2 separate regions of the Homo sapiens genome follow, and region 2 is linked to region 1. A link is a contact called in ENCODE Hi-C or POLR2A ChIA-PET data. All regions are on one chromosome and are shown on one strand. Each heading gives the region's core, a stretch centred on a gene start or an enhancer-like site at or near the end of the contact. The rest is flanking DNA. Distances are from core to core; before and after follow the strand shown.

Region 1 (3,232 bases), core at 481-2,980:
TAGATCAAGGGAGGGTGTCTTAAGCCTTTCTTCTGCTTTCAAAAAGTCAGCTTATGAAAGAGGTGCCAGTTGTAAAACCACGGACACCGACATCCTGGGGGACATGCAGCCCCCTGCAGAGCCTGGTGGTTGTTGATCAGAACCTGCAGCGTAAGTTCCAAGAGGGACTGCGGGGTCTCCACCGCATGGGCCTCTTCTGTGCGTTGTCTGGAGAATAGAGATTAGCCGGGCAGGCCTTTAACTCTGGAGATAGTCAGGCAAGAACCTTACCCTACTGACTTACTCACACCCACGGGCTACCTGGGGCAGGAAATGGAGGCCTGACAGGTAGAGTCAGTTGGACCGAATGGGATCATTCCAAATAAACATTCCATTAGTGCGTGGGCAGGCCTAAGCCTGGAGCCTCCCCATGGGTCTTAAACGTGAGAGAGGCACGAGAGAAGGCCAGCCACCAAATGTAAACTTTGTTGCTTTTGTTTTCCCAATTATTTAACAGATAAACAACAAACAGAAACCTCACCCTTGGGAGATGACTTAGGAGTAGGCCCTAAATAATTGCGTTTTTAGCATTTCACATAGCACAATATTTTTTTTGGAATTTTTTATGATCAAGCAATTCTTCTGGTGAATGAAAAATCCCAAGGAGCTAGAAAAGAGAATATTTGTGTTTTAAGGTGAGATATAAGGTGCAAGGTAATACATTCAGAAATGCCTACTCTGTTTCTTTCTTTTTTTTAGATGGAATTTCACTCTGTCACCCAGGCTGGAGTGCAATGGCACAATCTTGGCTCACTGCAACCTCTGCCTCCCAGGTTCAAGTGATTCTCCTGCCTCAGCCTCCTGAGTAGCTGGTCTAATTTTTTTTTTTTGAAACAGAGTCTCCCTCTGTCTCCCAGGCTGGAGTGCAATGGCATGATCTCAGCTCACCGTGACCTCCACCTCCTGGGTTCAAGTGATTCTCCTGCCTCAGCCTCCCAAGTAGCTAGGATTACAGGCATGTGCCACCATACCTGGCTAATTTCGTATTTTTGGTAGAGATGGGGTTTCTCCATGTTGGTCAGGCTGGTCTTGAACTCCCGACCTCAGGTGATCCACCCGCCTCGGCATCCCAAAGTGCTGGGATTGCAGGCGTGAGCCACCGTGCCCAGCCAAGAAGGTTTTTTTTTAATATCATAAGACTGTGTGATGAATTCCAACAGAGAGAAAAACAATGTTTTGTCCAACCTGTGACAACTGAGAAGTATCAACAGAGACACAAGACTTTTTACCTGGCTCTGGATTCAGACTCTCATGATTATAAAGAAATGAAGATTATTCTTAAATGTTCTAGGCATTTATTTAATTCAAAAGATACCTATTGAATACTTACAATGTGTCGGGCACTATTTTAAGCCCTAACACACATTTAAGTTCTTGCAAACACAAACATCTTAGAGGTGTGTTCTCATCCAAACAGAGGTTTAAGAGATGAGCAAAAGTTAAATTTAGCAATATTAGCTTGTTAAGATGTTCACAAGGTAGGGCGTAAGACAACTCATGAGATCTTTTATGAGATCTCATAAACAACAACAAGAAATAGGATAAACAACAACAAGAAATGGGCCACATATTGGGCTTGGCTTGCTGGAGTTGCTATATAAGGGCTTCCCCGGACAGAAGGCGGCATCAGACCTCTTCATCTCTCCTGAGCCCTCTATCCTCGCTTCTCCTCAGTCCTCTCTACTGACACCATGGGTTGCTGTGGGTGTGGTGGCTGCGGTGGTGGCTGTGGTGGCTGCAGTGGTGGCTGTGGTGGTGGCTGCGGTGGTGGCTGCGGCGGTGGTGGCTGCGGTGGTGGCTGTGGCAGCTGCACCACCTGCAGGTGCTACCGGGTGGGCTGCTGCTCCAGCTGCTGCCCCTGCTGCCGTGGCTGCTGTGGAGGCTGCTGCAGCACTCCCGTGATCTGCTGCTGCCGCCGCACCTGCAGCTCGTGTGGCTGTGGCTATGGGAAGGGCTGTTGCCAGCAGAAGGGATGCTGTCAGCAGAAGTGCTGCTGCCAGAAGCAATGCTGCTGCTAGGTGGGAACCCAGCCTCTGGGCAGGGGCTGTAGCCACTCATGCTGTTGGTAAGACTGCGGGTCTGCAGGTGCCGCAGGGAGGCAGCTTGCTCCCCTTGCTGTGGCTTTCCTCCATCCCATCCCGTGTGCTCCCTGCTGTCTCCCTGTCACCCAGACTTCATGGCACTTTTCTGCTTGGTTCTCATCTCTGTAGTTTAAGTAATTCTTCCTATTATTAAGGTAGTCACATGGGCAACTGGTACAATGTCATTCAAGCACAAAGATGCAGGACATTTTGAGTTTTGAGCTCAGCAAAGCAGGATCATGATTTTGACCATGCTTTCTTCTTTGAACTCTTTTCTCTCTAGGCATTAGGTCTTCTTGTGTGTTCCACATATGCTCTGTCTTTTCTGGGCCATAGAGTCTTTTCTAGGTGTTCTCCTAAAATTTTCTTTTTTTGTTTTACTAATTCATGGTCTTCATTTTAGTGCTATAATTTTGATTATATCACCAAAAAATCTTTTTTCCCTTTGGTAGTAACCCATCTATATTTTTTTACTTAAAAAAATTGATACATAATAGATGTAGATATTTGGGGGGGATACATGTGATATTTTAATAAATTTACATAATGTGTAATAATCAAATCAGGGTAATTGGGATATTAATCACCTTAAATCTTTTTCTTTTATGCTGGGAACATTCAAATTATTCTCTATTAACTGTTTTGAAATGGGTAATAGTTTATTGTTTACTATAGTCACTCTACTGATTTATTGAGCACTAGGTATTGTTCTTTTAACTGTATTTTTGTACTCATTAATCAACCATTCTTCATGAAAAATTTCATAATAAAATGCAAAAGTGAACTCTGAACAGTTTCCCTTAGTTTTATTCTTATAGATATTTTTCATTAAACTACCATTAATCATGATTTTATGTGGGTTGGAGGCCATTAAGGATACACATATAATTATGCCCTTGTGTGGTTTACTTCCATTTATACACAAATAACCACAAACATGAGGTAGAAGAATAACAAACGTGTTAAAAGTTCTATGTTGATGTGTATGTCATGGGCAGGAACAACTCCACATTGCTGGATGGGGAATGGGTGTAATTCAAAGGAACTCGGATCACTTCAAGAAGGAAGGGACATTTGGGAGTGTGTTTTGAAGAATTAGTAAGGTTTTGACA
Region 2 (3,232 bases), core at 350-2,849, 140 kb after region 1:
TGAGAAAAATTCCCTCTGAGAGATCATAGCTGTGCAGCTGAGTGGGTAGTGATGTCCAACACTGAGCAGGAAACTCCAGAGGAGAAGCAGTGTTGAAGGAGAAGATCCTGAACTCTTTGAGGTGATAGGGAGACATCTATGTATCTGGAACTCAGAGGAGATATAGACTGGAGATTTGCAATTAATACTTAGCATGTTGATGGTAATTAAAGACATGGTACCGATGAATTTAATGTAAGGTGAGACGAGAAGAATCTGTAGACCTGAAGTTTAAAGATGCTTAGTGTTTAAAGGTCAGGCAAAAGAGGACAAAGGAGAATAAAAAATAACAAAGTGATTGGAAAAAGAGAAAGAAGAGATTTTATAAAAAGCCCAAAGAGGGTATATTTGAGGAAGGAGGACATATTGTTTATAGTATTGATTATTTCTGAAAGGCCACGTGCTGTAAGGACAGAGAATGTCCAATGCATTAAGCAATTTGAGGACAGTCTTCCCATCATCTACCAATTAGTTCATGTATTCAGCAAGCACTGCTAGAGCATTTTGAAAGATCATGAAGATACTAGGTAACGGCAGGCACTGCTGATAGAGAAATGGAATTCAGAGAGGGATCTGAATGTGTTGCTCGTACTTGAACCTGAACACAAATCACAGGCCTGCTGTGCTTAAATCATGACTTGCCCTGAGAAGGGTCTTTTTGGGAATATAGGGAAGCATATAGCATGGATATGTTTCCTTCTTCAAAGATGTTACAATCTCACTGGAAAGAGAAGGCATAAATGCAATTTAAGTAATACAAGGTGACCATGTAGCATATGCCACAAGGTATCATTTGATTAATAGCTAGAAAATAAGCACTGTTCATTGAGACTTTATGCCAGGTTCTTCATATACATCTTATTTAATCTCAACCAGCAAACTTATAGGTTCATAGATGAGAAAATTGACATTTGCCAGATCGTGACATAAATAAGGGGTTGAGGATCTATCTGATGCCAAGTATACACTTTTTAACTCTGCCACATTCTTTTTTTTTTTTTTTTTTTTTTTTTTTGAGATAGAGTTTCACTCTGTCGCCCAGGCTGGAGTGCAGTGGTGCAATCTTGTCTCACTGGAACCTCCACCTCCTGGGTTCAAGCGATTCTCCTTCCTCAGCCTCCCAAGTAGCTTGGATTACAGGTGCCTGCCGTCATGCCAGCTAATTTCTGTATTTTTATTAGAGACGGTGTTTCAGCATGTTGGCCAGGCTGATCTCAAACTCCTGACCTCAAGTGATCCACCTGCCTTGGCCTCCCAAAGTGGTGGGATTACAGGCGTGAGCCACTGCACTTGGCCTCTGCCACATTCTTTCTCAATGGCTCAGTGCTTTTGAAAAGTAAATAGAGTGTTTTGGCAACATTTCCTATTTTCCCTTGATCTGAAATACTGCTAGAATTATATCTGTTATATCAAACTATGGTCTATAGCAGTGATTCTCAAACTGTAGAGGACTCCTGGGAACCCTTGAACACTTTCAGCAGGGTCTCAAGGTCAAACTTATTTTTCATAATAACAATAAGATGTTACTTCCTTTTCTACACTGTGCTGACATTGTCACTAATGGTGCAGAAGCAGTGGAAGGTGAAACTGCTGGTGCCTTACTACAAATCGAGGCAGTGACACCAAACTCTAATAGTGGTCACTGTATTTATTCTTCACTGACACACACTCACAATAGGAAAACATCAAAAAAATCCCAACAGAACAACCTAGTTTTGCTTGAGGATTTCCTTGATGAAGCAGTAAAAATTATTAATGTAGCAAAATATTAACATAGGAGTGCATGTATTTTGAGTATTCCAGGTGATGAAATAGGAAGTACTAAGAAAGCACTTCTGCTCTACAGTGAAGTCTGATAGTTGTTGATATGGTTAGGCTTTGTGTCCTCACCCAAATCTCATGTTGAATTATAATTCCCATAATCCCCACAATCCCCACATGTCTAGGGAGAGACCAGGTGGAGGTAATTGGATCAGGGGGAGGTTCCCCCATGCTGTTCTCATGATAGTGAGTGAGTTCTCACAAGATCTGATGGTTTTATAATTGTTTGGTAGTTCCTCCTGCATTCATTCTCTTCCTGCCACCTTGTGAAGAAGGTGCCTTGCTTCCTCCTTTCCTTCCACCATGATTGTAAGTTTCCTGAGGCCTCCCCAGCCATGAGGAACTGTGAGTCAATTAAACCTCTTTCTTTTATAAATTACCCAGTCTTGGGCAGTTCTTTATAGCAATATAAAAACAAACTAATACAGTTGTCTTAAGGAAAATATAGGTGGTTGCTTGAATTACGAGATGAACCAACTTTTTTTCATGGAAAAGCATTTTTACTTGAAAGAGTGACTGAGAAACAACATGGTTTTCAGACTCAGACATTTTGGCAGACATTTTCTTGAAAATGAAGAATGTGAGCCCACAACTTTCAAGCAAAAATACCAGCATTTCTTGCTAGTGATGTATTTTAGCTTTCAAGCAAAAAGTATAAGTTCAGAAAACTTTTGTTTACCACCATAATCTTGACAGCTTACCAACAGTAAGAGTTTTCTTATGATAAAAATTGGTAGTGAAAATGGTAAATGTTACTTTCTGATATTGTGTGATGAAATATGTCAACAGTTACAATATATGCATAACTTAGTAGATCAGTATTTTTCAAATGTCCAGTGCATGATTATGCATGGACCATGCATGAATAAAAGATCCATCAAAAGTGTGAAATAGACCAATGAGGTTTAATGCAAGTATATGGAAAATTCACTAATATGGTTTCAGATTCTATATTGCAACTAATTTTAAGAAGTTACCATTTGTTGAGTTTTAATATCAAAAAATGTTCACAATGATATAAAAAGGCAATTATAATACTCCTTCATTTTTCAACTATGTATCAGTGTCTGACTACATTCTTTTCTTATACTTTGTCTAAAACATTTAGCAGAAGCTTGAATGCAGAAGCAGAGATGAGAATCCATTGTCTTAAGCCAGATATTAGAGATTTGTTAAAGTATAAAACAGTGCTACTCTTCTTACTCTTTTTAGGGGCAAGAAAATATAGTTATTTTTACAAAAACTTTATAAAAATAACATGCTATGAATTACTGTTGTTTTAAAACAACTTAATAAATATTTAAAAAATTTCTCAATTTTAGTTTTTAATATGGAAAAAAACCAAAAACTCTTTGGTGTCCTAAATAATTTT

What was found. Hi-C counts contacts between places; a loop is a spot of excess contacts on that map. ChIA-PET counts read pairs that join two places held with the same protein, here RNA polymerase II (POLR2A). Pooled maps may share reads with other maps.
Region 2: a map of HCT116 shows a loop between it and region 1 (2.9-fold over the local background). The contact joins the enhancer-like site here to the promoter of SCYGR8 in region 1. A Hi-C loop is called at or near these places in 1 of 168 maps with a recorded cell type or tissue (HCT116), 1 of 37 single-sample maps with no recorded cell type and 7 of 50 pooled maps. POLR2A ChIA-PET finds 5 or more read pairs at or near these places in 1 of 52 experiments (Panc1).

The regions. Positions count from the first base shown.
Region 1 is chr2:227,744,164-227,747,395 of GRCh38, forward strand. It overlaps SCYGR8 (small cysteine and glycine repeat containing 8), which reads left to right and starts at 1,731. Exons shown (of 1, transcript NM_001395409.1): 1 at 1,731-2,057. The coding sequence starts at 1,731. The coding sequence ends at 2,057.
Region 2 is chr2:227,880,717-227,883,948 of GRCh38, forward strand. All of the region lies in intron 1 of DAW1 (dynein assembly factor with WD repeats 1), which reads left to right. Among named protein-coding and RNA genes, the nearest start is that of DAW1, 11 kb to the left of the region's middle. Within about 2 kb of position 1,600, at least 3 of the 41 ENCODE cell types and tissues checked have a DNase peak (open chromatin) inside an H3K27ac peak, as active enhancers do.